Linked DNA regions of Mus musculus: region 2 is linked to region 1. Evidence: chromatin loops called from intact Hi-C (ENCODE). Cell type or tissue: left cerebral cortex. All regions are shown on one strand. Links, peaks and the distances in the headings refer to the core of each region. The heading gives the core; the rest is flanking DNA.

Region 1 (16,639 bases), core at 5,496-13,495:
TACCTCCCATTTCAGAGGATATAATGGCCTCTTCTGGCTTCCATGGTAACTGCATTCACATATGATGCACAGATATACATATAACAAAACAGTCCCCACACATAAAGTAAACATAAATAAACAGTTTAAGCCAGGGTTTTTCAATAGAGTACAAATTGTTTTAAAAATAGCCTCATTTTCATCTAATTCACTACCATTAAAATATTAATTAAAAGTAGGATCTCCTGCTCATTTGAGCTTTGGGAATACAAAGGAGAATTTTACTGTTTATTTACTATTTACATAAAGATAAGTTCTAAGTGGATTCATGCAGACATCTTGCATTGTGTTCCTAGCACATTAAATGCTAATTTGAGAGAACAATATCTCTATTTTCACCATATCCATTACAGAGGTATGGCCTTTTCTATCTGCTTTTGTGACTGTTGTGCACATAATATAGTATCATCTAGCAACAACGTGCACTGATATTTTCCCTTGCACGTCCGTGCATTGGCTTTGTGCTTACAGAGCATTTTGTCTTTCAAGGGTCAGATTTCTAATCATCCATTGTCCTTTCTGGCCACGGTTCTAAAACGGTCACCTATGTAGTCCATTTTAAATTTGTTTCATAATGCAGTGAGAAAAGAGACTGTTTTTGCAAATTAATATATTTGCCACACCCACATGCATATTCTATTGTTTTGCCACATGTCTTTCATAGTAAAGTGCTCTAGCGTTTGCCCTCATTGTTTTCAAGCACACTCCCCTTTCCTGGGTCTGCTTTCAGCAGGCCTGTGACTCCAGCTATTTGAAACAGAGACTGAGGAAGGGAGCTCACAAGATTGGGGTCTACCTGGGCTACAGAATGCGTTCAAGGTTAGTCTTAGGACATTCTCTTAAAAATAAAAAGTAAGCAGAGGGCTGAAGTTTAACTAAGTGTTGAACTCGAGGCACGAGGTACAATCCTCAGATTTTTAAAAAAAGGAAAACATTTCTTTTGGGTTATCTTTATGACTATTCTTGAACTACTGGGATCCAAAAAGAGTAGCTTCATGCCAGTTTTGTGCCTCTCATAAGATAGATCTCTAATTACTTTCAAAATAATCTTTACATAAATCCCAGACAAACAGAAAAATATTTGCACTGGATGAGTCTATAACCCACTCAGTTGCCCAGAAAGAATCTAGTGACTAATAGCCTAGTATGTCCCTAAATGAACCCTGGTCTGCTACAGCAACAGAATGCAAGAGTTCAGAGCACTGTCTACTCTTGAGCCAGTTGCAAGTAGAATAGCTTGAAAGTTCAGATAGTGCAGTGCTACAACAGAGGGCAACAACTGATGGAACACACAACTAGGCTCTGAAATTAGGATTTTCAAAAATGGCATTCGCTTTTCTCCATAGAGGAACAGAGGAGTCTTGGATTTTATCAAGAAGTAACATACGGGGAGCAGGGTGAGGGGAGGGTATAAGGGACTTTCGAGATAGCATTTGAAATGTAAATGAAGAAAATATCAAAAAAAAAAAAAGAAGTAACATACAAGCATGAATGTCAATAGCATGAAAGAGAGCTTGTTATACAAAAACACATGATTTTTTTTCTAGATGAAATTTACAGCAAGTTATGGGGTCTGTCCTAGGATGTGAACTGCAGAGTTCATGTCTTCATTCTAAAAAATGTACTGAGATATAAGGAAAAAAAAAGAGAAAATATAGGTATAACAGTACTCCCAGCTAGAGGTATATGTGTGATTATTTAATTGTACTTTGCTTTGCAATGATTTGATTTGATAGTCATGGAATATCAGATCCAGAAACCAGTTTAAAGTTTCTATGTAAGTTAGTGTGTGTGTACAATGTTCCATGAGACTAATACAATGACTTAAAATAACTCCTCTTACTCAAAATAATCTACTTGTGGATATAATTTTCAATCAGTTAATGGATTCTGAAATAAGTTTTTAAAGATTCTTTTAGAATATTTTTCTAAATTTCCTTCATCTTGTTAACTGGTTATATTATTTATGCTTTGACTAACTGATACTTAGGAAATACAGCATCTCAAAAGAGACGTCTACTAAAATATTTTAAAATGACAACTGGTATTACTTTGTTCTTTAAAACCATGATTACTGAGTGAAATTCACACTTCATATGCAATTCCTCTACTCCCTGTGACCTACCTTGAACGCCACTCATAACACATGATTAGGACATCTTGATGGGGCAGGATATGTGGACACTGGCAGGAGGAATTGGTGATGAGAGGGACTTGTGTTCGAGGGATAGGTGACAAAGACTTGAAGATCTCTTTTACATCTACCACAGTTGTGACCTCATTGCAACCACTCCTCTGGACGGCTTTTATTTTGGCATGAATAACTGCAATCAAAAACTCAAGTAAGTGTTGTTATGGAAGACTTTGGAAGAAACTAGAGACAGTGTTTTGGGGCCAAATCCAGAGCTTTTTAAAAAAGTGTTATTTCTGTAATTAAGATCATGTTCAAGCAGTCCCAGTATAGGCAGAAAGCCCACAAAACATCTTATTGTCAACATTGTCTGCAAATTAATGAATCACACCACAAAATGAAAAGGTAATTAGAAGGCCAATGTTGGCCTGGAATTGGGCTTATAGATCAACCAGATATTTTGTGAACATTTTTATCTGTTTCTACTTTCCCTCTGATGGGCTGGAGGGTAGGCATATTACCAGCTTTGGAGGCCAAGGTGAAGCTTCTATTCATTCAGTCATCCATGCTATGTTTGAATTACTTTTTACAGAGGAATTCATTAGTCATAACTGCCAGGTCCCTAGGGAATGCTGGCTTTTATCTAATCACCAGAAATCCTCTCATAGTTCAGGCTGAGCTCATTTCTAGATATTTGGACAGCCTGAAACCCAATATTAACATATTCCAACTACAAGGACTCTAAAAGTTGCTGTCCTCAGTTCACTAAGGTAGCACGACAATACAAGCTCCAAGGAGTAGGGATGAGGTACTATTACAGGGGGATGCTCAGGTCACCAGCTTTGATCAAGTTTTAAGTTTCAAATTTGGATCTTGCTACTACTTAGTGCTTCTAGCGGAGTTGTAGATCAGCCCCAAAACAAGACTGTTTTGAATTGCACCATAAGAAGCTGCTTGAAGAGGAGCCAAAAGCATACCAAATGAACAATTCATTATCAGCATGGCACCCCAGAGATAATAGTAGCAGAGAAACTCTGGTTGGACCTATCGGGGATCCTGGCAGATGAAGCACTAAGCAGAACAAAGTAAGGTAATATCCACATAGAACATGTTTCAGGAAAATAACCTATTTGGAAGAAAAAGATTTTTTCTGTAATTGAATTATCCACATTGGTTATTCATGACTCTAAAGTTTGACAACCTAACTACAGGTTATTTCCCAAGAGCTCCATATCTCTCCTACTTTCTAAATAATCTAAATATTCTACTGAAATCATGTATCAGTTAAAATATGAAAACCAAGTTGATGAAGAAACTATATATCTTTCCTGTTACTTTTTTGTCCTTGTTATTTTAGGAGAAATTTAAAAGTTTAGAAATTCAATAAAATACTAAATAGCCCAAGGAGGCACTTGATTTGTTTTTTCTTCTTTTCAAGTATATGTTTGTATAGTGTATGTATGTGTCATGTGGGTGTGTGCACATATGTGCCAGTGCAAGCAATTGAATCATTTCTGATCTCAAGTACAAATCTTTAAAGAACATAAGAGAATTGTATTTCCAAATGATGATAGAGAATTAAAAGTACTCAAAACTTTTAAAATAGCATGGGCTTTGTTTTTTCCCTCTGGAGGAAGTACTAAATGGTTTGTTCAAGTAAAAGAGAGGATGCCTAAGCATCTGTAGCTGTTGGTGAAGAAAAAGGCACATGGTCATATCTTCATCCTCTGGTCTTCAGATAAACAAATCCTGGTCCAAAGCCCTGTCCTTCCTGTAAGGGAACAACCTGAGAAACGGAGCGGCAGTCTCGACCACTCTGTGCATAGCAGTTTTCACTGAGGTCAGTTTTTTATGTGAATTATTTATCTTGTGCTTGCTTTCATTAACCCAGCAAAGACACTTTATGGTTGTTGAGTGGTCCGGAAACCATGTAATTACCCATCCATTACCCCTTCTTGACTACTATATCCAGTCTCGTGCGATTTCAGTGCCTTGCTGTGCCAAGTCCCCAAAGCAAATGCTGTTATCAGAAAACTCACCATAGCTGTAGTTTTTGCTCAGGTATGTTGCCAGGGTCGGCTTCACCTTTTTGCACTTGCACCGATCTGAAAGAGACACAAAGTCCATGGGCAGTGGGGAAAGGACATCACTCTGCGCACAGAGCAGAGGAAGCCCGAGGACAGAACTCACCAGGGCTCAGACGTTTACAGTCAGCATCAAAGGACCTTTCTTGCACCATCATATCTGGTGTGATGTCTATCCACTTCACATCTGAAACACAAACAGGGCCTCAGGGATGTAGTCAATGCCTGGGTCTCCTCATTCACGTGGAATAGGAACCATTGGAGGCTACGAGCCAATACAAACATCCAACACAGTATTGCCGTAGTAAAAATAATGTGATTGTTACCTACCTTTCTCACTACAACTCAGGCCTAAGGAAAAGAGTCTTTGAGTCAAGAATTTGCTGACTCAAGCAGAATCTGATGCAAATGAACATCCATGACACTAACCTGGAGCAGTCTCCTCGCCCCTTCCCTGAGCACCCTGACACTGCTGTTCCAAGTCTTCTGTTAGAACCACCAGCCTGTTTCCACGCTGCTACCTCCCACTGCAGTGCAGGAACAGCCCACAGCTGCATTGTCAACAGTACTAAGCATAACTTCCAGGCTTAACAAAGTTGAAGCAGTTGTCTAATGTGAACTTTTTTTCTAGTATTCCAAATAAGAGAACCGTTTAAAGCAAGGTTGATAAATCACGCCCACCCCCTTTAACTCATATCCTAGGCGCAGCCTCTTTAAATAGAGGATGATCTGACTTAGGGGAAGCCTCAATAAAATAATGCAATAATGTTCTCAGGTTTCATTTCAAGAAATGAATTCGTAGTGTCCCTTCCAACAGTAACAGTAAAACAGCATAAAAGAAAATAACGGAGGAAGTGACACAGGATCAGATTAACCAACATGCCACAGGGCTCTGCTCAGTGACCACAACATAGGCACAGAGTGGAGTTTAACCAGGGCGACTACATTTACAAACTTTACGCCGCCGGGTGGGAAGCCGGAGCTATTATTGCTCTTCGAGAAAGAACTCCCGGTCAGCATGGAATGAGAACATATTAGCCACCACGTGCTGGGACTGTCTCAAGCACCAGCTTTCTTTGCTTAAGCTATTGTTTCCTTTATTTACCTTATATTAGACACTTAAATGGGTTATTCTCCAACAACCTTATTCTCCATGTCCTTCAGGGAGCTGTTTCTCTCCCCTGAGAAATCCCTGAGAGATAAACTTCTGGGCCCTTCACCTCCCCCAAGGCTGGGACAGGAGCTGGTGGGCTCTAAGCAGACACCATCTGCTTCTCATGCGAGTGTGTTTGTTCCCTAGAATCTCTTGGCCTCCTTGATACCTCCTCTTCTCTTACCTTCTGGAAGGTCAGTGACTATTGCCTCTGGAGAGATACAAACTCCACGGTCATAGACCGGCAGCTCATCGCAGGCCAGGCTCTCTGGCCAGCTGTGGTTATACATCTTCATGAGGGGCTCGCAGTCGTCACGTGCGCGCTGGCACACAGACTTGCAGGGCTTGATGGGATCGTGCAGGAACTCCAGGGTACAGATGGGTGCGTACATGGCACAAAGGAAGAAGCGCAGCACAGAGCTGCAGTTCACGTCCACTAGCTCTTCATACTGTTCGATGGCCAGGATGGCGTTCTCCTGAGTGCTGTGGTGCAGGTGGTTGGGCATCCGGGTGATGTTCCAGGGCATGTGCCTGCACATGGGGATGCGCACAGCTTCGCAGGGCGCTCCGCGAACTCCCAGCGCCAGGCGCAGCCACAGGCATAACGCCACCAGGATGGAGCGGAGCATGGCACTGTCCTCCTGGGCTGCAGTCTCTGCTGGGAGGACCCTTTTCTTCCAGCCCCGTTGACCTCCTTATCTCTTTACCTAGGGGCAGTGGAGTGAGCTTTCCTGCTGGAGCTCCAGTCTGCACTGATGAGGAGTTCTGGGGGGTTGGCCGTCGATCACCCCTGGGCGCACCGGCACTGGCAGCGCCAGCACTCAGCCTCCAGAGCAACGACCCCCGCGGGAAGCTCCAGTCTCGAGTCCCGCAGCTCGGAGCGCAGCGGGCCACGGCCATTGTGGAACCCTATTTATCCAGACGCGTCCCCTGACGTGGGCTCAGCAGCCTTGGCAGCGGCGAGAGCAAAGCCGGCTCCCACTCCGCTGCTCCACCCCCAGCCTCTCCTGCAGAAGCGATGACATCATCTCGGCCGCTCCACAGCCAAGGGCCATAGTTCTGCATTTCCCCCCAAAGTCCATCCTTTTTTTCGTCAGCTAGTCTTTTTTCTTCAGATCAAGAAAAGGAGCATCTTGCTTTCAGCCATTTGGGACTCTGGATAAAAGCCTGTGCAGGGGAGACTTTGCTAAGTCGGCCTTAAAGTTTCCCTAAGTTCAGAGTTGGAGCAACTGGAGCAACGTGACCCTGTTGTTGCCCTTTCATTTCGAAACACTTGTTTTTCCTTTCCCATAGGGGGCGAGAGAGGTGCCTCAGCTATGAGGGCAGTGTGGATCAGGGAAAGCCTAGCACAGTAGGTGTTGGAACTAGCACTGGCAGTTTATATAAGCCTTCCCTAGACCACCCTGAGTTGTGCGGAGTTTGCTATTGTTGCTACTGATGTTGTTTTGTGGCCACTAGACTTAGTTCTGGCTCAGATTTTTACCAGGCATTTGGTTTGTGACTGCTCCAGGAACTTGGAACTGCCCAGGGGTGCAAGAGCATCTCTGTGTTGGAGGAGTTTCTCTATTCGCTACTTTCTCTAAAATACTAATTTCTGAGCCCAACATGACTGGAAAACAGAAGAAAACAAAGATAACTTGAGATGCTGCATGCTGAAAGATTTTCCCAATCCACCAGCGTGATCTTTGCTAAATTGCCCGTTATTTTACTTGACTAAGAACTCACTAGCTTTGGAAAGCGAGCGTGCATGTTTACTTTCCTCTTCTTTGCTTTAGAAAGAGACATGAAAATCAATGCTGGTTCACAGAAAAGAGCTGTTACTGTTGCAAGTTTACACCAAATGCCTGCCAATCAGAAAGCAAGACTTCCGATGTAAACTTGCTCTCATCGTTGACAATAAGAAAACATGTTCTCTGAGTGTTAATCTTTAAAGGTATGGTTGAGCTTGAAACCTGGGTTAAAGGAAGTTCTTTTGCCTCTCCCTCCAACGCTGAGGCCCACAAGTTAGCTTAGGTGTGAATCTGACTGAGGATTAAAACAGCTGTGCAAAACAAAAACAGCAAAAAACAAACAAACAAAAAAACCACAACTGCATTTGTCATCCTTATTGTGTAAGGTATAGAGACAAACACTATGAAGACATTAATGATCCTATGAGATCAGATACTATTTAGATCTGTGTAAAGTACCTATTCATCCCGAGCAATCCATAAAGGCATTCTGCTTTCCTACTGAATAGGTCTCAAGTCCCAAAGATGCCAAATGCCATAGGAAAATATCAAGCAGAAGGGGGTGGCCAAAAGGCACCTCATGCCTTTTCTGGTAGTGAAATCCCAAACCTAGTCTACCGCCCCCCTCCCCGCACCACACACACTGAGCAAAAAAGATCATTAGATTAACTTTCTAATGAGAAGAGAGGGGGTATAGAAAGACAGAAGGACAGAGACAGAGACAGACAGAGGGATAAAAACTTCCCACCTCTTTCTCCAACCCAGTATAGATGAGACCCTAGGTTCCTCCCAACACTAAATGAAAACAAGAAAAGAACTAAAAGAAGGAAACTATTAAGACAGGAATTTGGGACAGAGGGGTAGAGCTCATTGTTGCGCTCACTCCAAGTTCACACTCAGCCTAAGGAAGCTACCTTCAATGTGGAACTCTACCTATCAGGCCCACCGATAGTCAGTCTGTCCCTGTTTTTCATAATGTTATACAGAGCAGAGGGACTTGTCCGAAAATTCTTGTCAATTGTCCTTCCTCTTCCTGCCCTCCCAAAAGGCTTGCAGCTTTAGCACTAAAGCCATTGTCCTCTAGTTGGGTGCTTCTCTGGGGTGACTCCCATTTGGGCTCCCTATTCTTCCTTTCTCCCCTCCTACATGCCTGCTGCTCTCAGGATTTTGACCCTAGCTTTCACCTCAGTCTTCCCTCTCCCGTCAACTCCAAGTTTCCTCATTCTCAGGACTTTTGAAACGTAGGTTGGAGAGTTCCTTGTCAAATATCCCTGGGAGGGGGGTGGCAAGAATCATCCATCCATCCATCCATCCATCTCAAATTCTCTTCAGTGACCCTTTCTATGCCTGTGGCTTCCGAATCTAAGACTTGGGCACTGCATGCTCAAGCCATGCAGAACTGTCTTTGGTTGTCTCTACCTAGATATTCCCCAGTCATCTCAAAGCTAACTGGCTGAACTACAATTTTCCTTCCTTCCTTCCTTCCTTCCTTCCTTCCTTCCTTCCTTCCTTCCTTCCTTCCTTCTTTCCTTCTTTCCTTCCTTCCTCTCATTTACCCAAATCAGAACCCCCTGCCTCCAACTTCAATCTTTCTTTGTAATTTCAAGCTCCATTCCACCCTACCCATCCCCATTGCTGTCACTCAGCTACTCTACAGCTGGCTTGTAGTGTAGCAGCTTCTGCCCTGATACCCTGCCACTCTGTCTGACACTGCATTTTCTTCCTGTGCTAGCCGAGTGAGCTTTCTAATATACATCGCTTATGAGGGTTGTCCCTGGCTTTTTGTGGGCTTGTGGCTCTCACAGTCCTCGATATCAACAACAAAACACTCAACAGCTTTTAAGGCCCTAAATGATCAGGCTCCTGATTGTCTTACAGATACTTGCTTGGGCTCCAATCCTGGAGTTCTTTTGACCTCACTCAGAAATGCCCCAAACCATTTCCTCTTGGCTCACTCTTCTTCATAGTAGGTATTAAGTGGAAATGTAAATAACATTGTAAAGCAAGGGTCTTTAAAAAATTGCCTCATCTCATCTTGTTTCTATATTATTATTAATCCTACCATTACTTAAACACACACACACACACACACACACACACACACATACACTAAAGTAAACCTCTAAAAACACAAACCTCTGGACTTGAAGCTTTGACGTGTAGGAGAGAGGAATCTCACTGAATTGAGACTCAGGCCTGAGATTGGAAACTGCACAACGAACACCACAGAAATTTAGTGTCATTTCTTCAGGAAGGGACCATTGTAACACTTTTAATTTGTAAAAAAAAAAAAAAAAAAAAAAAAGTCACGATTTTACCAAGAAACAAATTACAGCAGCCAGAGAATGTGCCACACCTCTGCTCTGCTCCTGTCCTCCTTGAGGGGGGTTGCAGTTCTTGGAGAAAGGAGTCCCTTCTCAGAGAATTACCCCTTCCATCCCAAACCCTTTAAGTGCGATGCCCTTTAGGATGCTAGTGGCATCACTGCCGCTGCGTTTCCTGTTGGCAGCAGAGAGCAGGAAAAACAAGCTTTGGTAAGCCTCCGCCAGAGCAGAAAGAGCTGGGGCGATTCACGCGGCTTTCCCAGGCCGGTGTCCCGGTGTCCGGAGCCCCCAAGCCAGGAGCCTGTGGAACGGAAAATCGAGAGAGGCCTGAACTGGGTCCCGGAGCACACCTTTCGCCAGGGCGCAGAGAAGGCTCACGCGACTAGTCCAACGCAGGGCCTCGGCTCTCTCTGGAGCTCGGCTGACCCTGGGGCGGCAGATCACGATGCCCGCGCGCGCTCCCCGCCGCCTGGTCCAGGGGCCTCGGGGGACCTGGCTGCTGGGAAGCCTCTGGGTCTGGGTGCTGTGCGGCCTGGGGATGGCGGGCTCCCTGGGAACCCCACAGCCATGCCAGGCACCCCAGCAGTGGGAGGGACGCCAGGTTCTGTACCAGCAGAGCAGCGGGCACAACAACCGCGCCCTGGTGTCCTACGATGGTCTCAACCAGCGCGTGCGGGTGCTGGACGAGAGGAAAGCGCTGATCCCCTGCAAGAGGTAGGCAGCTTGGAAGGGCAAGACGGCGGCCAGGGGAACGCCAGCTCGGGCGGGGGCTTGCTACTCCAGCTAGACCCCCAGCAGCTCCCGGCCCCTCCCGATCCCCAATTAAGTTATAGGGGGCCTTGGGATCCGCTTGGTCTGACCACTGAGGTAGAGGCAGGCAAAGAAAGGACTCTCCAAGGGCAAGATGGAAAAGCCAGGCATTCTAAGTCCAAGTTAGCCTCATGTCTTAACTGCTGAGTCAGGCTTCTGGCACCTGGAGTCCCCTGCAGTCTAGGGCGTGTTTTTTGTGTAGAAGGGACAAACACAATATTCTCTAAAATTTTTGTTTACAATGAAAACATTTTAAATCACAGTGTGTGTGTGTCTCTGTGTGTGTGTGTGTGTGTGTGTGTGTGTGTGTGTTGCCTGTGTGGAGGCCAGAGGACAACTTAGAGTCGGTTCACTCTCTCTCTTCTGACATGTGGCTCTAAGTACAACACTGTAAAAGGCATGGGAAATGATTTTTAAAAGCTCCTCCCAGCTCATTACCCTATTACAATCTGACCATGTTTGTTTCCATCTTGAGGATTTTCTCTTTTGAAAAACTAGTTAAAACTCCCATTAGAACACATATACTTTCTCCTTAAAACATCTGTTAGATACATATACTGCCACCTTAGAATAGACGCTGGGGCACATACATTCCCACCTTAAAATCCCAATTTTACGTATCCTTCTCTCTTCTCAGTTTATTAGGTTTTTTTAAAACCTATTTTTAATGACCACAGAAATTGCAAAATGGGAGGGCATGCTATCTGTCACACACATGCTCAACACAAATGCGTGCACATTTACATACACACACACAAGCAAACCAATGGTAGTCAATTTAGCTTTCCATTTTGTGTTGATAGAGGACATACTTTTTTAGAATGTCACCTTGTTTCTGGTCTCTTTAAGACCTACTTTCTAATTTAAGATCACCACCTGTCTCGGTGGCTCAGCCCTCCACTAATGTCCAGTGTGTGTCATGCAGTCACACTGACATCTCTTCATGGCATTTGCACCAGGAGGAGATACGATGGTCCTGGTAAGATTGGTGATGAATAAGAACCACTAGCTCCCAGCACAAAACAAAGCTTGGTAACACCGTTTCACCAAAAAACCATTGGAAGTGTTGGGCTTCTTGATTAAAGTAGGGGAAAGACAACTTTCTGAACCACCTAATCAGAGTGTGAGACCACCCATTACCAAATGCAGGAGACTCACTGTACTCTTGGATTTTTTTTCTGCTTTTGAGGATTCAACAAACCATGGATAGAAAATATGTGAAATCATATTGCATGTACTAAGCACATCCATACTATTTTTCTTGTCATTGCTTGTTAAACAATACAGAACTTATTTGAATAACATTTATATTATATTTGTTATACTGAACAACCCATATATGGAAGGGTGTTTGTAAGCTGCATGCAGTTTTTTGTCACTCTTAGATCAAGGACAAGGGCATCCATGGATTTTGTTATCCATAGAGGCACTGGATCCAACCCTCCTTGAATATAGAGGGACAGCTTTACATTAGCCTGGAAGGCAAGTCACAGTAGTGTCTTTATGGAAGACTCAGAGTATGCAAAGACTTTCAAGAACATGAGTGTTTTTCATTGGGGCTTGAGGGATATAGTAATATCCATTATTTGAGTGTGTTATATGATATACTATTGCTGAAACTTGGCATGTTTTATATAATTTTGTTTAGGGTTCATAACATCACACACTAGGTTGTATGATTTCTATTCACATAGAAACACCAAGACCTAGGGAAATTAATAAACTTTCCTTCTATCGCACAACTGAAAGTTAAGAAAGCTGCATGGATTCTGACATCTATAATATACTATGTTCATATTCATCCATCCTCATTCAGTAGGCTATTGCTCATGGCAGATACTGTGTCAGTTATCAGTGGAGTGGGTCCTGATTTTCAGGGGATAACAGTCTGAAGGTGGAATCTCATAATTTAATTATCCCTACGATGAATATACCCATGATGAACACATGGCCAGAGCTTCCTGGAGAAGGTGATATCCCAAATTAGTGGCCCTCAGACACCCAAGCGAATCTACCAGGGGTGACATGCAGAAAAGACTTTGTTGGGGGCATAAATATGTATGTATCACAGATTTAGTAGGTTGTCATCTGGGAGTTTACAAGCAGGACTCATATTCTGAGACTACCAGCCCAGTCTCTATGAGGAACAAAAGCAGAGTGTGTTGAGAGGTCACGCTGAAGGAGCCTGAACAGTTGGAATGCCATTATTAGGTGGCATAAAAATCACTGGATGCATGGCTGAAATTTCATCCTCAAGAGCTTTAGAAAAACTAGAGCGACACAATGAGTGTAGGAGCAAACACTCCGAGTACTGTAGCTGCTTCAGATGGAGAGGAAGCTGCACAGGTGGTTCCATTAGGGAAGTGTTAAAGAGGTGGTGACATATAAGTGATCAGAGGCCGCAGGGTATGGAGGGACAAAGAGGAGTCAAGCAGGTTGCCACTAGTGGTAGCTGGAGCTAACTGTACTGGCTGCATAGAACAGGGATCACTCTCTTTACTTGGAGTGAGGGTGGGACACGACTCTTGATGTGTCCTTAGGAAGCATGTTCACTGGTTATCTGTTGGTCAGTAGACATGGGGAACATGGGCTGGAACACCAGAGTTCACTGCTGATGCTAACTAAGCAGTGTGACCTGGAGAAGACCAAGAGTTCATTCTCACCCAAAGAGCATCATTAACTGTTCAAGACATTTGGCTATGTACTCAGAATCTGGTTCTGAAAGTGAGCTTTTCTAGATTACTGTGGGTTTTTTTTTTTTTGAGACTCAGTTTCCTCTTTTACAAAATGCAAATACGTATAGCAACTCATTTATTAGCATATAGTGAGGATTCTGTAAGTTAAATATACAAAGCACGTGCTACATTGTCTCCTCATAGAGCAGTGAGGAGGTGTGTAGTCAGGGGTCCCAGGTGCTTCTCTCACCACCCACCATCATTGTCCTGGTGGATTTCATTTCCCATGTGCAGGAGTCTTACTGACAGCCCCTCTGAACTCAGACACTTGATTGAGCAGCACACACAAGTATCCTCTCTTTGGGAACTGACTCGGTACACAGACTCAAATGCTAAACTATATTTCAGCAAGTTTTATAGCTGGTATGGAGACCAGTATTCTCAAATCCACAGAGATAGACTAAATCATTCTCTCCTTGATTCAAAACGATGTGAGAAGCCAAATTGCGATCAGGAGGTTATGAGTAAAGAGTTGGAGCAGACACACGTACAGAGGCCTGGTGATTGTCTCTTCCAGGCTCAGTTTTACGTACAACATTGAGTTTTTTCCATCACAGATAGATGTTTCTTCCCAGAATAATATTTAACAATTGTCAGATTGTGTGGGCTACTTGAAACAAGCTAATGTCATTTGGGAAGAAGGAACTGCAATTGAGAAAATTTCCCCACAAGATTGACCTGTGGTACTTTTGACCGATAGAGGGTTAATATGGGAGGGGCCAGCTGACTGAGGGTAGCACCAATCCTGGGCAGGTGATCTTGGGTTGTAAAATAAGTCAGGTTGAGAAAACCATAGGGAACAAGCCAATTAACAGTGCTCTTCCACGTTTACTGCTTCCAGGTCCCTTCCTTGAGTCCTTACTCTGACTCTGATGATGGACTGTTTGAAAGACAATGTAAGATAAAAACAACCCTTTCCTCCCCAAATTGCCTTGGTCATGCTGTTCAGCAATAGAAACCTTAACTAAGATAGAAATTTATACCAGGAGTAGGGTATTGGCTGAGATAGACCTGATCATATATTTTGGGGAGGACAGTGGTAACATTTGAACTTTGGGCTGGAAAAACCATTGGAAGCTTTAAGAACATAATGTGAAAAGCAGGGTAGACAATGGAGGCCTGGCTTGAGATGTTCTTAGAGGAAAGTTTGAGAGTCCTTTAAAGACTCTATGATTATTCAACTCTTCTATAACAACTAGAGTGGAACATTGCTTCGCTTTGCTGATACAATGGATTTTGCTCAGCTGAGGCTGAAGAATCAGCTGTGATTAAGAAGAGACCAGCATTATTGATGCAGAATTTCTTCAGAAATGTTTCCCTGGGTTCAGCTCACAGAAGCAGTGATCCAAGAGGAGGGGGCTAAGGTTATACCACATGCTAGTCACCTAACTTGAGTTTCTCAGATTGTCCTGGTTGTGAAGGCATGAAGGAGTCTTGGAGAGCAGTCTTGTCACAGTGAAAGGCCAGGAGAGGCAACTGGTGAACCTATGCGGCAGAGGTGGAGGTATGGAGTCCTTGGAGGAGCCCTGGTGATCATGAAAATCATGAGTAAGTCCCAGGTGCCCCACACTGAGCTGTTTATAGTGCTGGACATTGGTTTCGTATTATTCTGGTTGTAACTATACTCTGGCTTCTCTTTTCTGAAATAAGAAGTATGTAACTTTTCAAATTAGGAGACCACAGTTAAGGGAGTTTGGAATTTTACAGACTTTGGAATTTTAGAGAGAGAAGAAGTGTTAGAGAGGCTTGGGACTTTAAAAGAGTTTTAAATATTTTAAAGAGCCTGAACTTCTAAGTTGTGTAAAAATTTGAAACCTGTGGGAATTTTTAAAATTGGAATATTTTATGTTATGATGGGAATATTAGCATGACACCTCGGGGACAAATGAGTAAAGAAAGATTGTAGTTTAATAGTGATGTGTTTGTGTGTCAAGTTGACAAGGGTCAATTGTGCTGACTGGACTTTTTTTTACCTTGACACAAGCTAAAGACATTTGAGAAGAGGGAACCTCAGTTGACCAAATGCCCCAAACCAAATTGTACTTTAGGCATTCTCTTGATTTTATGAGTGATAAAGGAGGACCCAGCCAACTGAGGGTGGTGCCACTGCTGGGCAGGTGGTTCTGGCTGGGACAAGAAAGTGGGCTGAACAAGCCAAGAGGGAGCAAACCAGTAAGCAACACTCAATACATGGCTTCTGCTCCACTTCTTGTTTCTGGGTTTCTGCCTTGACTTTTCTGCATGATGGACTACAAGCTGTAAGCTGAAATAAATCCTTTTCTCCCCAAGTTGCTTATGGTCATGGTGTTTCATCACATCAGTAGAAACCCCAGCTAAGATGCAGGTGAAATTGAAGGTAAAGCGATGCCTGTGTTTTTACAATTGTGATGCCTCCTTGCTACTCTCTACTATCCCTTCTTTTGGTCTGGACTCCTCCCACTCTGGACGGTACACAAGCTTCTGTCAGGAAGTCTCTTTCCTCATAACTTAATAAATAATTAGTGTGTGTTTCAGACATGTACACTGTACTTGTAAGGCACAGCCTCAATCTTGTTGGCTTAGAATTCACATCCTCACTGCATCTCCATTTCTCTGTCTTTATACCATCATGTGATGGCTTCACGGTATGGCTTGTAGAAGGCAGTTGAGTTCTTCTTTCCATGTTTTTTGGCTGGGTTCTCCCTCACAGTCCTGTCAGGTCCTAAATCAGATGCAAAAGGGAGCATTTAGTATGTGAATACATTTTACATTCTTTAAATGTAGATTTCTTAGTACAGACTCAAAATGGTTTCAAATAACAGGAGTATGGCCAAGCAACCAGATGTTATTTGAAAAAACTATGGATGGTTGTCTCTTTGTATTTACTAGTAAGCTGAGACATAAGTGTAGAATTGGATCAACTTCTTAAGAGCCTTCTTCCCCACTCAGATAGTTACGGAAAATCCCAGTGATAGTTACCAGGGAATGACAAGGATTTTCCAGAATCTCTGTTCCCTGAGATGATGGAAAAGATTAAAATAGTTTATGAGCTTCAGATAAGACAAGCCTGAACCATGAATAGGAAAAATTAGTAATTGATACTATTTTGTTTTCTGGTTCCAACTGTCTCTTCTGTTTTCTGGATTAAACTCATGGGGATTATATTGGGAAGGCTAAAGGAAAAGCAGGCTGATTATTTTTATAATTTAATCAATATGGTGATTTTATGTGAGGGGAGCAAATTAGATTTGACTGTATCCTACAGGGCACCAGTACCACACTGCTGCTTACCAGTGGCGTCTTTAGATTAATGAAGCTACACACATGGAGGCAGAGAGTCACTGGATGAGTACACATAGGAATAACATTTTTTAGGCTGCTCAGGAGCTGATTTTATGTGTTCTACCAGAAATTTTTATTTATAAGTGATGAAAAGTATGTCACATATTGAGTAGCAAATGGATTCTCATTCAAGTTGCGATTGTTTCACGTCTGGTTTAGTTGTGTCCAGAGAACAAAAGAACATTTATCTTCTCTGCTGTGATATGAAACTAATTGTGTTTGGTTGGAAACTGAGGGAATGCTGTTAGAGAGCCATAGGTTGGAATCATTTCTTTTCAATGATGCCTCATTTCTAAGTACTTTTGTTTAGGA
Region 2 (16,432 bases), core at 8,433-16,432, 220 kb after region 1:
ACATTCTGTTGGTTGGGTTTGACAGTTTGCCTACTTCTCTTTTATCTCTAGAATGTGGGAGAGGCATCTTAGAGTTTCAAGTCCAGCTAGGGGTCCTCTGGAATGCAAATGAGGCAACTAGTCAGGTTATAGCTCTAGAACTAAGGAGGTGATAACACCATTGTAGTACTGCACAGTCCACAGACAAAGAAGACTCTGCTGACAATGGTTCTCTGGCCATTCTTTAAGTTACCAAACCAGTATGCGATGGGAATTACTGTGCTTTTGTAAGAGTTATTAAATATGGTGAAATTCCTTATATACAGTGCCTACAGTACTGTGTGATGAAGACGCCAAGAAAGGAGTGCTGAATTGTGTTTTGTTCCATGACAGCAAAGCTCAAGAGAAAACAGAGAGTGAAAATAAAAACTGGCTTTTAGCCTTCTAAAACTTCTCTCAGTTAGTGTTGAAGCCACAGAACTACTGAGAACGGGTCAAGCATGGGCTCCTCCTCAACCTGACAGGGCAGCCATCTTGACAAGGGGACATCCCAATATGGTGCAACACAATACGCTTAGACGTGTAGCAATCGCTTCTGAGGGAAAACTTTCTATCTTGAAGGGAGGCCCTTTAAAACATAGAATATTCTACAGGCAGATGAAAGACTATTCTACAGGGAAACCTCTCAAGCTTAGAAAGTAAATAATTTAGAGGCTTCAGGAAGTCCTTTCAACTGACCAGATTCACCAGTTCCCTCCATCCCGAAATGCATATAAATAGGAAGGACAGCTGAGAGACACTCTCAGACCAGCGAAGCTGCCCAGAGACTTGTAGGCAAGCTGAGCCAATTAAGACATAGAGCCCAGCCAAGCTGCTTCGAAGAGTAAGAGATCATCTTAGCTGTATGGAAGAGGTGCAGACCTACTAAGCTACCTGGCAGAGATGTATTAAGTTGCCTGCAAGATAATTCAGTATGCTACCAGTTTTGAGCTTTCCTGAGCTGTCACTCAAGCTGGCATGGGTTTTTGGTGGTCAAGGTGTCATGGAGTCATTTCTACCCTTGTAAGGAACCCCTTACCATATTTCTATTGTTAACCCCATTAAAAGTCATTGGTTTATTGTCTTAGTTACAGAAAGCTTGAAAAGCAAACCATTTCATTGGGCCTTGCTTACGGGATCAGAGGTTTAGCCCATTGTAATTATGACATGAAGCATAGATAGCAGCATGCGGTCAGACAAGGTGCTGGAAAAGGAGCCTAGACTTCTACAGCTGGATCAGCAGGCTTAGGAAGAAAGAGAGTCACTGGGCTTGGCTTGACCAATTAAAACCTCAAAGCCTACTCTCAGTGTCATACTTCATTCAACAAGGCCACACCTACTCCAATATCCTTTGAGCCTATGTGGGGCATTTTCTTTTTCTCTTTTTGGGGGGTTGTTTTGTTTTGTTTTGCTTTTTTGAGACAGGGTTTCTCAGTATAGCCCTGGCTTTCCTGGAACTCACTTTGTAGACCAGGCTGGCCTTGAACTCAGAAATCCGCCTGCCTCTGCCTCCTGAGTGCTGGGATTAAAGGCGTGCGCCACCACACCCGGCTTTTCTTTTTATTATAAATATACACATTTATATTCTTTTTCCCCCCTTTTTTATTAGATATTTTATTTACATTTCAAATGCTATCCCCTTGCCTAGTTTCCCCTCCGAAAATCCCCAATCCTCTCCCCGCTCCCCTTGTTCCCCAACCCACCCACTCTCATTCCCAGTCCTGGCATTCCCCTATACTGGAGCATAGAACCTTCACAGGACCTAGGACCTCTCCTCCCACTGATGATAAACTAAGCCATCCTCAGCTACATATACAGCTAGAGCCACATGTCCCACCGTATGTTTTCTTTGATTGGTGGTTTAGTTCCAAGGAGCTCTGGAGTTACTGGTTAGTTCATAGTGTTGTCCCTCCTATGGGGCTTCAGACCCCTTCAGTTCCTTAGGTTCTTTCTCTAGCTCCTTCATTGGGGACCTTGATCATGTTTACAACACACTCCAGACCCTTTTCTTATGTGCACAGCGCTATTCTAGAATAGATCACACTAAAATAATATCATTGGCATCCATCAACATGCTCAGTCCAGTTCTGGATAACTGGTATCACTCTAAGTATCTCCCTGTGGTTATACCCAAAGGTAGCCATACTCCTGGAATAAATGTGAAAAGGAAATAGTTATTCCTAATATAGCTTATGTAAATTAAAATCATATTCTGATTGATTTAAAAGACAATTTAATTGCATGGCATATTTACATAATACCTAAGAAAAGTAAAATGTTTAAAGTCTTGCCTTGTCCAAGAACTAGGAAGGATTAATTTATACTAGACTATAAGAAGTCAAAGATTAATTTTGTAATGAAAATGTCAACCACAGGTTAAAAAAATATATCACAGTATTGATATTGTTACCACTTTACTTGGCAGCAAGAACTGGGAGAGTGAAAGCTAAATGAGGCAGACTGATGTCTCTGGCAATAGCCCATCTTGTTCAAGGCATCAGACAATTTACAATCTGGGTATTCTGAAGGCTACTCAAGAACATGTGAGCAATGTTCACTGGAGTTCATGTTTTATATAGTCCCAGGGCAAGGTCACATGTGTTTAGGCTGTATATAGTCCCAGGGCAAGGGGACACACATTTAGGCTATATACAATCACAAGGACAACCTGTGCTTGAAAAAGCTATTCTGAATACCAATTGTTAATATGATATGTAAAGTAAACCCACTCCCACTTACTACATGTGGGAGGGATGTGAAAAAACATTCCAAGAACAGGTGTGCGCTATGGAGGAACAGAGGTTACAACACTCTGCTTACTTGGAGTTTTCTCACAAGCTCTCAGAAGTCTCATGCAGCTTCATTCTGATAACCCCACTGGGCAAGTATAAGAGCACTGCCAAAATTTTTGAGCCAAATTTGAAAGAACAATTAAACACTGGCCAGGATGACAGACACTGGCCGGGTCCACCTGGGATTCCCACAGAATGACCACAAATTATGTTAGCCAAGTGCTTATAAAGGTAAAACCCACAAGGCTGAGTACTTCCCACCTTCATCCCAACAGGGGCAGGCATACATCCTTATCTACTTCCTGACAACGTACCAGTCACCTAGGTGTGAGAAAGAACATCCTGGGCAGTTGGGGTAACCAACCTTGCTTGCAGGAGTGAAAACATAGGTTTTGTTACCTTAAATGAACAAACAGCCTTTAGCATTTCAGGAAGTTATCTGTCTTTGGGCACATTGGACATACAAGTTAGAGGTATTTTTGTGTTACAGATCTCTTAAACACAGTCAGTAAAACTTAAAACATAACTTTATCCCTCACATTTCCCCCCATGAGCTGTGTCATATGTCAAATCCTTGACTCTGTGGAAGGGACGTGTTCCTATTGGGATCTAGTAACCATCAGCTTACTGGCACCCAGATAGGACTGTAAATGTATAGTCAAGCCATTAATGACGCAAGGGCAAACAGTCATTAGTAGAAACAGAAGGTTCAAAGGCCTGTGATTGCTGACACTAGAGTTACTATCTAGGAGCTAGAAATTTTTATTTCATCTTAGGTATCAATTTTTTTTTTAATAATTCTTTTAGGTATGGCCAGATTATCTCTAATGATTTCTAAGCAATTTTCATGGAATGCATTTTCTCTTAAAGCCACACAATACTTCTTAGGTCAAGTGCCCTATCACACTGTAGAATTATTTCAGCTAATGAATCTACCTGCTGATAGTACTGGATCTATTTGGTTTAAGTAGGTACCTTTCCTGGTATGCAATAGACACTACAGGTAAACGTTTTGTCTGGGGAGTTTCCTTTTGACCTAAGGTTCTAGCCTTTAGTTGAGGAAACACAGTGATGTGCTCTCTTTTGTATCTACTTCTGCTAAAATGAGAACATTGTTGTCAGCCTTCATGAGGGCTGTAATGCTCATCAAAGTCTGGGAGAAGATTCTGGCACTGAGATATTCCTCAGAAGCACCTGGTTAGCTGACCCAGATGGAGAGACAGGGAGCAATTACACAGGCTGGACTGGTCCTTGACAGCTTTCTGCATGGCCAGGGACTGCAACCATGTAGAGCAGTCTGTAGTCTGCAGCCAACTCCTAGATGTTGTCGTCAAGCCAAGGAGAAATCTGCACAGACAGATATAGAGTAAGAACAGAAGCTAAAGTTTAGAAACTTACAGGAAACATGTAAATTTACAACTTTCAGGCCTATAGCTATGGTAGTTGGGGGAGGGGAGGAGTCCCAAGATCAGAGGGGAGAGCGAGACAAGCACACCCTTAGGAACAGGCAGGTGGAGAGACTTACACTGTACCTATCCATAGTCTGTTTGACCTGTGAGAGGTGGATCCAAACCTGAGGACTCTCTGGCTCCCCAGGCTTACAGGAGATATATATATATATATATATATATATATATATATATATATATGTTAGTTTACAAAAAGAGATAACATATATATTGGTATTACCACTGTTTGAAATCTACATTATAGACTATAACAGCTGTAGTACACTTAAGCTTTCAAGTCACGGCAAAAGATATGGCTTTGGGTTAAAAAGCATAAACATTCCTTTCTCTGTCCAGAGGGCTCAACATATAGAGGATGGACAGAATTTTTTTTTACTTTATTTATTTTTTATTTTTTTACATTCATATTTTATTCCCCCCATCCACCCTCTGACTGCTCCACATCCCATACCTCCTCCCCACCCCCCTGTCTCCACGTGGATGTCCCCCCACCCTACCTGACCTCTACTCCCTGAGGCCTCCAGTTTCTTGAGGGTTAGGTGCTTCATCTCTGAATGAACACAGATCCGGAAGTCCTTTACTGTATGTGTGTTGGGGGCCTCATATCAGCTGGTGTATGCTGCCTGTTTGGTGGTCCAGTGTTTGAGAGATCTCGGGGGTCCAGATTAATTGAGACTGCTGGTCCTCCTACAGAGTCGCCCTTCTCCTCAGCTTCCTTCAGCCTTCCACAATTCAACAATAGGGGTCAGCTGCTTCTGTCCATTGGTTGGGTGCAAATATTTGCATCTGACTCTTTCAGGTACTCGTTGGGTTTTTTTCAGAAGTCAGTTATATGATAGGTCCCTTTTTGTGAGTGCTCCGTCGCCTCAGTAATAGTGTCATGCCTTGGGGCCTCCCCTTGAACTGGATCCCACTTTCAGCCAGATGGACAGACATAATTTTAACTTAATAAGGAGCATTTTTAAGCCTGTATTTGAAAGATAACCAAGGGAAATTTGAAATCTTGATCTTGTGACTGATGATAGTCAGTGCTTTAGCAGCTTATCAGAACTCCATTGATCAATATTAAAACATTGAACTTTTGATATTTTAGTATAACAGTAGCATATAGGTGGGAAAAATCTGAAATGTTTTTTATTACCTTAAACCATTTTCTTATACTTTATACCTGGCATTTACATATCTTAGAATACTTTCTTACACCCTTAGAACTTACATATACTTTAAAACTTTTTTTTTAATCCAGTAATTTACCATGAGACACAAATGATTGTTTAAGGAGCAGACACTGCAAAATAGTTTGTAAAAAGTTACATCTGAAAGCTGTTTGCCCGTCTCAGCACTAGTAGCTCTAGGAAAAGCAAGGCCTGATTTTTACATATAACATGAACTAACAAGGTATCTGAAGCCTTGGGGAAGGATCTGTTGCTGTTAAAACTGAAAAACTACACTTAACCTAGCCAGCCTATCAAAACTCTGCGGTGGTTAATTTCAGTAGGAAGTATAATCCAAATGGCCTATGCATGAGCTAAAATGACAAGAGACTTACCAATTTTCTAGACAGTTACTCTAGGCTCCTGTGGTCTCAATGACTTCACTGGGGGTAGATGTCCCAGGGCAGCCTCAGTCTTTGGCCACCAGGTCCAGAAGATGGGAGACACTTTCCTGTGGAGGAGGAACTTGGGGGACTGGTCTGTCTTGTTTATGTAAAGTGGGTAGTCAACTGTCTAGTGTCCTGCTTGTCCACTGCTTGGGTCGGGCCCTGGTGGTAGACAAGGCTTGGGGCAGTACTTCCCAGTGGTTTGTGTTACCACAATTCATGTGGCATTATCTGTGCTTCACAGTCTTCTTTGGAGAATTTAAGGTTGTTACTAGAATTTGGCATTTCCATCTATTATGGAAAACTACTTCCGTTAAACATTTTAAAAGCCACATTTAGCAGATCTCTGAAGTTTGAGGACCATAATCAGTTAAGTATATCTGAGGTAGACAAAACTTTGCTTTTACATTATATTCAGTTACTAGCTTTATGCTTTACTAGCTAAAATTCTGTATCTATTTACTATCTTCAGGCTTCACCTTGAAAACACAAACAGGAGGCTAAAGTTTGTCATTGTAAATGAATTACATGACAGTTCACAATAAGTTAGTAGCTTTTATACAATTGGGATTTACAGTTTTATCTCTGTTAAGTTTGAATCTTGTGAAAATAAAAATTTCTGAATTGAAGCTCTTTAAGTATCAAAATAAAACTTTAAATCGTAAATGCTGTCCATGGGGAAACTGGCAACTTCACTTTCCTGGTCCTTTTATACGATTACTTTTACAGAATATCACAGTGTCTTGTATGATGCAGCTTATCAAAACATTTAAAGCTTAACAAGTTAGCAATGACATGGGTTAGACCCACATTCTTGAATCAGTTTCTGTTTACCTGAATAGATCATAGGTAAGGAGAGACATTCTATGGAGTCTATGCTAGACTGCTTAGGTCATTGTCTCACTACATCATAGGATAGGTGTCTTAGTTAGGGTTTTACTGCTGTGAACAGACACCATGACCAAGGCAAGTCTTATAAAAAACATTTAATTGGGGCTGACTTACAGGTTCAGAGGTTTAGTCCATTATCATCAAGGTGAGAGCATGGCAGCATCCAGGCAGGCATGGTGCAGCCAGAGCTGAGAGTTCTACATCTTCATCCAAAGGCTGCTAGTAGAAGACTGACTTCCAGGCAACTAGGGTGAGGGTCTTAAGCCCACACCCACAGTGACACACCTATTCCAACCAGGTCACACCTATTCCAACAAGGCCACACCTCCAGATGGTGCCACTCCTTGGTCCAATAATATAAAAACCATCACAATAGGAATATCCCATTTTCTGGTGTTTACTGCCTATTGCTGTGGCCCTAATTCTTTAGCCTTTTATTTATTTATTTTAAGGTTACATATTACTAAATATATCTTAATATAAAACATTTTATAAACTTAAAATTTTCCATAGCCTTATAAATTTAAATAGTTAAAGAAAATATCTATTCTTTTCATTTAAAATTTCTGTAAACTCCAAAATTTCCTTTAAAAAAAATTAAAATCTCAACTATGGGCTCCTGCAATATCAAAAATAAAGTGCCCTTTTTCAATTCAAGTGGGAAGAAACAGGACATAACCACAGTTTGTACAAGGTAAAACCAAACTTGAACCATGCAAACTACTCAATGCAAGGATTCACACACAATTCTCAGGGTTTCCCAAGGGACTGGAGAAAGCCCCTCTGGTCCTGCCCTAGGCAGCACATATAGATTGTCTTTTAGGGCTCATCTGGTTCCGTTTCTTTGTGGCTCTTGTTTCTGGTGGCTATCACATGGCACTGGTCTTTCCAAAACTGCTGGGATCCCTATCCTGGGCTCTCTTTAGGAACTCCAACCCTGCCACACAGTGCCAATTCTCAGTTACTCTCCAGGACCATTTCATGTCTTTAAAGCCAATGCTACTTGAGTCATTATAAAGTTTGGCTGTCAGCATGAGGTTCATTCTTATATAAAAATACATAGAGGTGCAGCTTTAATACCTTATAAAACAAGCACTGTTTTTAAATCTTATCTTTTAAAATCTCTTACTTTGATTTTAGGACAAGAATTAGCATAAAAAAAAAAAAAAACAACATGCTAATCCAGGATATCTTGGAGACCTGTTGTTGCCTCCTTGATTGATTGATGTTATCATGTGGTCACCTTTAGCGATGAAGTCACATGACACACACCCTCTCCAGCAAATGTGGCTACTGGACTCTTGGTCACCTCTATGTTAATAGGGGGCAGGGGCTAAGATAGCAGCAAACCATATGTTACTTATATTCCAGATGACATCACACCATTTAGTTCCTTTAAAATTACCTATTCTAGACTTTTAACTATTGCCCCCCTGTATTATGAGTTTTAAGTTAACGTTTTTGTTACAGATATTACAGGACTTAACCATACCCAATAAACTTACATATATTGATGTCCAGGAAGTTCATATAATTCACATAATAGTCTTTCAAATCTTATGGTAGGGCTTATATTTTACCAAAGTTTTAGACAGTTAAATGAAACCAATAGTCCATTTTTATGAGTTCTTTTAAAAGATTTATTATATACATTATATGTAGTCCATTTTTATGAGCTCTTTTAAAAGATTTATTATATATTGTACATAATATATAATATATACATAGATGTATTTGTGTGTGTATACATACATATATATATATATATATGTATGTATATACACACACACACACACACACACACATATATATATTATGAATACACAGTAGCTGTCTTCAGACACACCAGAAGAGGGAATCAGATCCCATAATAGATGGTTGTGAGTCACCATGTGGTTGCTGAGGATTGAACTTAGGACCTCTGGAAGAGCAACCAGTGCTCTTAACCACTGAGCCATCTCTTTAGTCCCAATAGTCAAATGTTTAAAGCAGTTCTGCTTTGCTTTCTTTTCTCTGTCAGAGAATCAGGTGGCTCTTCTGACAAAGGACATAGAGGAAACTTAAATAAACATGCTTGGGTATAGAGAAGGGAGAGCTGCCACCCAACCCCAGAGCAAGCATCTCAATAAAGTAGAACAGCCTAAAGCAACTTTAATGTTATCCACACCTAAATGATGTTTAAATCTCTGCTAAACTCAATCCAGTGACCAAAAGGGTTAGAGATAAATTCTGAACTCTGGCAGTAAAAGCAGCCATGACAGGTGAAGTTAGTGGTGGTGGCTGGTGGCTTGCATCAGCAGGGAAATCAAAAACAAAATCAATAAACACAGAACACAGAAAGCTCTCCCACACGAAGGACATCAGCCAGAAACAAAACATGTGGTGGCCACCATCACTCATACATCCAGCTGAGCCTGACTCAGATCCATCTAGGCTCCCAGGCTTGCAATAAAGCTTATGGGCATACCACAAAACAGAAATCCATCAACACACGGACAAAACAGACTGACAAAAACTTTCCAAATTTCCTGAACCAGGTGGGCAAGCGATGTCCTGCTTTTTGCCCTGGATGGAAGAATATTTGGGTCTTGTTGAGCCCCTCCATGCTCCAGATCAGGATCCCACAGAGACAACCATACTGTGACTGATTAGGAGATGCCTCTGTAGTGCTGCTGCTGTTCTCATCATGGCAGTTCACTTTGATAGTACACAAAACTGAAAGCACTTCTCCAAGGCTTGGAATATCTCAAGCTGTATAACTTTTAAGGAAGGCCTGGAGTCTGGGAATGAAGGTCTAGCTTTAAATTTTAGGTTGGTTGTCTGATTTTGCTGGGGCCTCCAGAACACGTTAATTCTACTAGGTGAAAATAAGCCTACTACCACAATTTTTGAGCCAAATTCGAAGCACGTTTTATTAAATACTGGACTGGATAATAGATGCTGGCCAGGTCCATACCAATATTCCCAGAGAGTGGCCATAAGTATGCTAGTCAATTGCTTATAAAGGCAAACCCCACACAGCTACGTATTTCTTGCCTTCAACCAATCAGGGGCAAGCATACATCCTGATATACTTCCTGTCTATGTACTGCTCACATACATGTGATTAAGGACATCCTGTGTAGTTGAGGTAAGCAACCTTGTTTACAGAAGTGAAAACCATGGCTTGTTGTCTTACATGAACCATAGCTCCCAGAACTCCAAGAAGTTATCTGCCCTTGGTCAAGTGGAAGTTTCAGATTAGAGGCATTTTTATTTTATAGATTTCTTAAGTACAGTAATTAAAACTTAAAACATAACTTTGGCCTTCACAATTCCTGGGCCATGTTCTAACACAATATATTTGAGATGAAGAACTCATATCAAGAATATAAGAAAGCCTTAAGGAAAAGGCTGATAACATAATTAAAGAGTTAGCAAAAACTAACTTTTTGAGAGATATTGACAAAAGACATACAAATAATCTTAGTTTATAAACTCATTTTTATGTAGAAAATGCAAGTCAAATCCATGTTATGATACTTATAAATATAGACATGTAAAAGATGAAAAGAAGTATGAAAGATTACAGCTGAAAATATTATCCATCCAAATATTGAGCATCCAGATTTTTTTCCTTGTTTGCGGATGTGGAAATTGATGAAACCAAAAATTTACTAGGAAATGTCTATTCCTGCTAAACATGTATTTATATCCTGAGGCACAGTGAGACATTTCTTATATATCAAGATCAAATGTATAGTTACAGGTACCAATGACAAGGTGCAAGAATATCCATAACAGCATCATTGTAATTACTCCAAACATCCAATTACCTAATGCTGAGCAACAGTAGAATGAACAACATTTGGAATTATAAACAAAACTGAGAATGGATAAATTACTATAACACTTTTACTATGTATTAGTATTACAAATATAGTGATATATTACTTATTTTCCTTATTGTTTAGATAAAATATAAGACAGAAAGCAAGTTCAGGAAAGATATATTGGGCTTATATTTAGGGTACTATCCAACATGGCAGAAAAGGCATGGTGGCCGAAGTGTGGGATACATCTACATATCTGGAAACACATCAACATGAACACAGCTATTCCACTCATTTCTCCATCTTACTTGTTCTGGGACCGCAGAATATGAATGAGGTGGCTTTAGAGTGGGTTTCCCACCTCAATTAACACAAGCTAGAAACTTACACAGACATGCCCAGACATCTGTCTTCTTGATGATTCTCGATCGTGTGAAGCTGATAATCAATACCAGCCATCACAGGTATCAAGAAAAAGGAGCCTTGGAGTAAGTATGTACTTTGTATGTATACAAAAGTCTGAAAGCAGGCAAAACTAATCACGGTGACAGTATTAGGATAGTGTGAGGTGTTTTAATTACTAAGTGGAAGGCGTCTGCATTACAGTAGTCACACAAGTTGCTTCACCTTGTCACCCAAATCATTGTATACAAGAACCCTGAACTTAGTTTGTATATATACACACACCCTAACCCTAACTTTTCTCATGCTCATCAATTTGAAAAAAACAACAACAACAACAAAAGCTTGCATATTATTTCTCTTCCAAAGGGTAGTAAATAGGATTATTTAAACTTTATGGGTGGAAATGAACACTGTAGCAACACTAGGGGCCCTTATCTGAAGACTCTACTACTAGGATTGAAGATGTATGCCTGAGATCTAGTCTGTTCTTTTGTTGTCATCTGCACCATAAGCAGTACTTGGACAGAAGTAGGAAAACACATTCACACATGTTTAAGGTAGCATTTCTCATACTAGCAATTAAAAAAAAAAATCCAAACAAACTGTATGTTTAAGGGCATAGAGATGGCAAGTTATATCATTGGCGCTGAAGACTTTTAGCATTTAAAAAGCAATGAGGCACATTTAAGGCTAGATGAAGAACTGAACTTGAGTGTTAACAAATATTTTCACATGTCAATGCAGGAAGGACCCATCACACAAAGACTGAGCCTTTGATTGGTTTATAAAAACAGTTCTCACCCAACTTGCACTGTTCAAAATTTTGCACGTATATAAATTCACATTTGTAATGTAAACATTATAAAAACGATTAAACTACTTTATAAGAGTATCTATTAAAAATACTATTCTTAATATTATTTTCCTCTAACAGGCTGAGAGTCTTCAGCACTCATAGTGCAATATATTTTATCTTCCTTTGTATTCTTGCATTTAAGGACGTAACTGTACCAGCTATTGGAAAAATCTAAAACATCACTTAGTGCCCAATGTCGTGTATAACAACTAAGTAAATACAGTTAGCCTTAACTATCAGTAAGACAAAGGCATTACTCCTACGTAAGACTGGGCTGATTGAGACTTACGGTCGAGTCCTAGAATAGACAAGTTCTTAGTGGACAGCTGAAACCAAGGGGCCAGGGCCTGAAATCCACTCTCAGAGTTACCCCTCACCGGCTGCAGCCTAAAACCTATCTAAGAGAAGCCTTCCGTAGAATTCTCAGGAAGGTAAAACCCACTAAAAGCCTGCTGTTAGAAGCTGGATACCTTAACAGGCTTTGGAGGCGCGGCTAGTCCTAGGCCCGCCCACTGCCTCCTTTATGAGCCATCTACTGGTCGTCCGAAAACTGACAGTTCTGTAAACCAACCCGCCGTCTCCTCTGCCACTATTCACTTTTCCAGCAAGCCGCAGCGTCTTTGCGTGACCAGCGCGTTGACGTCACGGACAGGGTCCCGCCCTGCAGCCCCGCCCCAGCCCCGCCGGCGGGGACCGCGGAGCCGTGTCTGCAGGCCGGCGGGCGGCTCGCGCCGCGGAGGAGGTAGGCTGTCTTTCCGCGCCCTGCTGGGCAGGTCGTGAAGCCAAATGCCTGAGGTTCCAGGGTTTGCCGGGCTCCCCAGACCTGGCCTTGGCCGTGGGGCCTGTGGGTGCAGCCGCGGAACGCGGCGGAGCGCGGGAGGGAAGCTGGCCCCGGGCCCACACCCACACTCACCGGGAGGCAGGTGGTCCAGCCTCGGCCCCGTGCCTTGCATCCGCATCAAGTCCAAGGTGACATGCGGGTGTAGGCCGGCAGGTACTGTCTGTTACTGGCCTTGTGCCTTCGTCAAGAAAAGCCCTGATGTAACAAAACAAAACGAAAATTAAAGCATGAGTCATGAATGTTCTAGCCATGGTTTCAGCTCTCCGCATTGCCCACTCATCCTGCCTTTAGTTTTTTTTTTTTTTTTTTTTTTAAATCTCAGTAGGGCTCTTTTTCTTCCTCTTTTGGTTGGAACATGGGTGGACACTGTGGAACTTTTCTTAGTGTTCTCTTAGTATGGCAGTTGTAAAGGCATTTGTCTCTGTTCACAGATGGAATCCATCACTTGACCCAGTACTAGTTTGGATAAGGTTAGTAAGGCTGATTGAATGAACACAGTAGCCGTCTGACCTCCCAGGGTACCGAGTTACTATAGCAAGTTCCGTCTGATGTTTTTGTTTAAGGTTCCTAACGGTAAATCCCATCTATGCTTCTTCTGTCCATCATCCACTTATAGAGCAAGATTTGATGACAAAGAGCAGTTTACAGTATTTTTGGCTGCATCTGTGCATAAGTAAAATGCTAGATAATCATGCCCATGAAGGGACAGTGTAGACTGTGCCCCCCCTACATAATATTCACACATATGTAATGTTTTGTATTGTAAGGAAGAATACATTTTTCTTTGAGATCTTCCTGTCTCAAACATGAACCTTTAAAGATTGCATTGTCAAAAGCATTAAAGAAATGGATTTAAAACTGCTCCAAGGACTTACCTTCTCAGGATAGTGATTATCATTTGGATTTAATTATTAGACAGTTTATATGATGCCACATGCTGTTTTAGGTGTTGAAAATTGAGTATTGAACGCTAGATAAGGTTTCTGTCCTCGAGTTCCTTTGATTTTAGTGAAGATAGAATATATGTGCAAATAACAATATGATTTTAGATAGGAATGAATGCTAGAAAATCTGGCAGTAAGGGACATTGGTGTGGCTGTGGTGTGGGATCTGGGAAAATGTCCCTGAAGAGGTGATGCTCTGGATGAGACCTGAATGTTTAGAGTGATTTAGTCAGGGGAGGAGCAGGAAGTGTCCAGTTACAAATGCAGAAGCTGGAAGAGCAGGCACAGTGGGAGGAGAGTCCAGCAGTGCTGTATCCTTAATGGTGGGCTAGTGAGGTGGCTGAGCTGACCTGGGTTGGGCAATGCTGAAGAAGGAACAGGCTTCCTTGTGGAAGTGCGGACTTCAGATACCTTCCGAGGCACTCCTAAACTCTCAGCCGCGTTCTGTTTGTTTTGATTATGAAATCATTAATTGTTTTATATTTTCTCTTTAGAGGTCCTCTTAAGAATGGCTTTCTTTTCCCTAGTACTGTATCCCATAGTAGTTTTTCTTTTAATTGCTGCTGTAGGCAAGACTCAAACCCTCTGCTTATCTTCAGTTCTAGCTTTTATCCCCTTTCTTCCAGCTGTCACTCATTTCCAGGACAGTGTTTACCTACTTTCCATTTGGAAAGCACTGGCAGGCAGTCCTGCTCTGTCCAAACAAGAGCTGAGAAGGTGTAACAGTAGGTAGGTGAGCCTTTCCTATTAGCACTTGCATTTCTAAGGATTACTGTGTCTTTATTTAGTTCCTGCAGTTTTCTGGGCGTGGCACATGCATTCTGTTCTTTCAGACATACTGCAAATACCAAACTTTTCATCAGTGAAGAAAATGTACACTAAGTTCCCTCAGCTAGACTGATGGAGGTTGTTAGCTTTACTCGACTTCACCATGCTTCACCCCTTCTCCCAGAAGCAAGTAGAGGATCTACGGATTGATGTTTCAAATTTGGTTCCTGATGTTGCATTTTGGAACTCATGCGTTGGACCCTTTTGGTGGAGAAGAGGCTCTGGAACTATAGATAGGCAGCAGTTTCTAAAGCGCAACACATAAAATGCCAAATGCTTATTTCCAAATTTGCATGCTAGGCCTTTTTTCTTGTTTCCTTTTGGTTCTATTTCCTTCTCAAATCCCATAGCAAAGAGTGTCTGTATATTTCAAAGTACAGCATATCAGTATCTAGAAACTTAACTCATGTTTTTAACTCACAGAAGACAATTTCAAAGATGGGGCAATGTTTTTCCTTGGACTAAAATAAAGCCCTTTTAGTTTTCTTTTTTTTTTTTCCTTTTTTTCTGAAGAAGTGTATGTCAGCTCTTTACACACACCCTTCCTTTTTATTAGAAGGCTAACTGACTTCCAGTGAATAGTACATATGGCTTGTAAGTGACTCCCAGTACAGAGGTATACACTTACAATACCAACTCTATGCAAATCCCTGGGAGGGGAAATCCCACGGTGTAGACCAGCCTGGGCATAGCAAGACCATGTCTCCTGATAAAAAAATAAGAAGGCAGGATTGTAGCTCAGGGAAAGAATGTCTGAGTTCAATCCCCAGTACCTCTGAAACAATTTTAATTCAAGTTGTAATTTCAGAAATATTTGAAATTTAAAAGTTGTTAACTATTTTCCTAGCCTGATCGTTTTCTTAGATATGAGGTAGTGTGGCATTCGATTTGCTGGGTCTTTGTTTCTGGTAGCAAGTAGAATTTTCCCATGATTGAGGAAGCACTGGGTCAACTCAGTGATGTAATTTTCCTCATGCTACTTTAAAAAGGTAGAAGCCAGTTTATAAACTTTATATGGTTGACGAACCAGTCTAGTATATGGTTGAGAAATAGTGTTGGTTGTCCTAAATTTTAAAAAGAACCATTTGTTGTAAGGTTCTCTTAGTCAAAGAACTATATTAGGTTAACAACAGTAAAGTTATAAAAATTAAAATCAGTAGGTTAATTTGCTTTTGGCTGCCCATTTGAGTGGCTATCAAGATGGAAATTGCGTTTAATAGCCTTAAAGTACTGTAAATAGAATTCTTAAATGTCAGAGATCTTTATATTTATGCAAAAGAGGTTTCTCCATTTGATCTCAAAATATCAAAACTGTTTATTTAGAGCAAGTCTCAATGTCTGGAAGGATGTTCGTGCAATTGATGCCCACATTCTTAGAGATCTAGGCTATCCGCATCAGACTCTATCTTGTAGGCACCTGGGCTATCTAGTCATGGTGAGGCCTGTGCACCAAGCAGGGACCCTGAGCACTTCTGTGCCACTGCTGTGTTCTGCCTGAGGACTACCACAGCATAACTGTGCCTCAGCGTCTACCCCAATGTTGGACCCTCTCAGTAAAATACTTATTTCTCTTCTCTTGCTGATGGAAGCTTTCTCTTTTCTCATAACCTATGGAACACTTTCTCTGCAACATGTTTTATCTTCATCCCTTTTTCCATGTGTTACCATAGATGCACCGTAATATCTGTGTTGGCTAAAGTTTAGAAGACTCCATCTGCATTGTCCGTGCTGTAGGTTTTGCAGAGTCTTGAGCCTTCTAGTTTTATTTGCACTTTTATTACCATGTTTTCAAGAAGCGCTGGTAAGCTTTTCTTGGCTTTGATTCCACAGAACTGTCTTCCTGTTCCATCTTGGGTCTCTTGAGAATCTTAAATCTTTAGATGTAAATGTTGAGAGCACATTGCTACTGAGAATTTTGTGTTAAGATAGTTATAATCGTTACTCTTGTTAATATTATAGATGGAGAAGCTGGGTTC

What was found. Hi-C counts contacts between places; a loop is a spot of excess contacts. Peaks named below come from ENCODE experiments on the same cell type or tissue, not always from the same donor. Only the 100,000 strongest peaks of a DNase experiment are listed, where the experiment ranks them.
Region 2: it touches region 1 in a loop (1.9-fold over the local background); 1 of 42 quality-filtered maps calls a loop at or near these places.

What each region holds. Positions count from the first base shown.
Region 1 is chr13:19,612,830-19,629,468 of GRCm38, reverse strand. It overlaps Epdr1 (ependymin related protein 1 (zebrafish)), which reads left to right and starts at 9,639. Exons shown (of 3, transcript NM_134065.4): 1 at 9,639-10,175. The coding sequence starts at 9,907. It overlaps Sfrp4 (secreted frizzled-related protein 4), which reads right to left and starts at 6,294. Exons shown (of 6, transcript NM_016687.3): 1 at 5,592-6,294; 2 at 4,361-4,441; 3 at 4,210-4,275; 4 at 2,165-2,363. The coding sequence starts at 6,036. In left cerebral cortex, for the core only: CTCF peaks have their summits at 6,716 and 9,625; DNase peaks (open chromatin) are centred at 9,661, 10,041, 10,375, 11,160 and 3 more places; H3K4me3 peaks cover 3,186 bases; H3K27ac peaks cover 1,418 bases.
Region 2 is chr13:19,391,857-19,408,288 of GRCm38, reverse strand. Stard3nl (STARD3 N-terminal like) reads left to right here and starts at 12,476. Exons shown (of 9, transcript NM_024270.3): 1 at 12,476-12,585. It overlaps Gm40827 (a long non-coding RNA gene), which reads right to left and starts at 12,442. Exons shown (of 2, transcript XR_873152.2): 1 at 4,005-12,442. In left cerebral cortex, for the core only: a CTCF peak has its summit at 12,372 (motif pointing left); DNase peaks (open chromatin) are centred at 12,415 and 13,882; H3K4me3 peaks cover 3,013 bases; H3K27ac peaks cover 1,954 bases.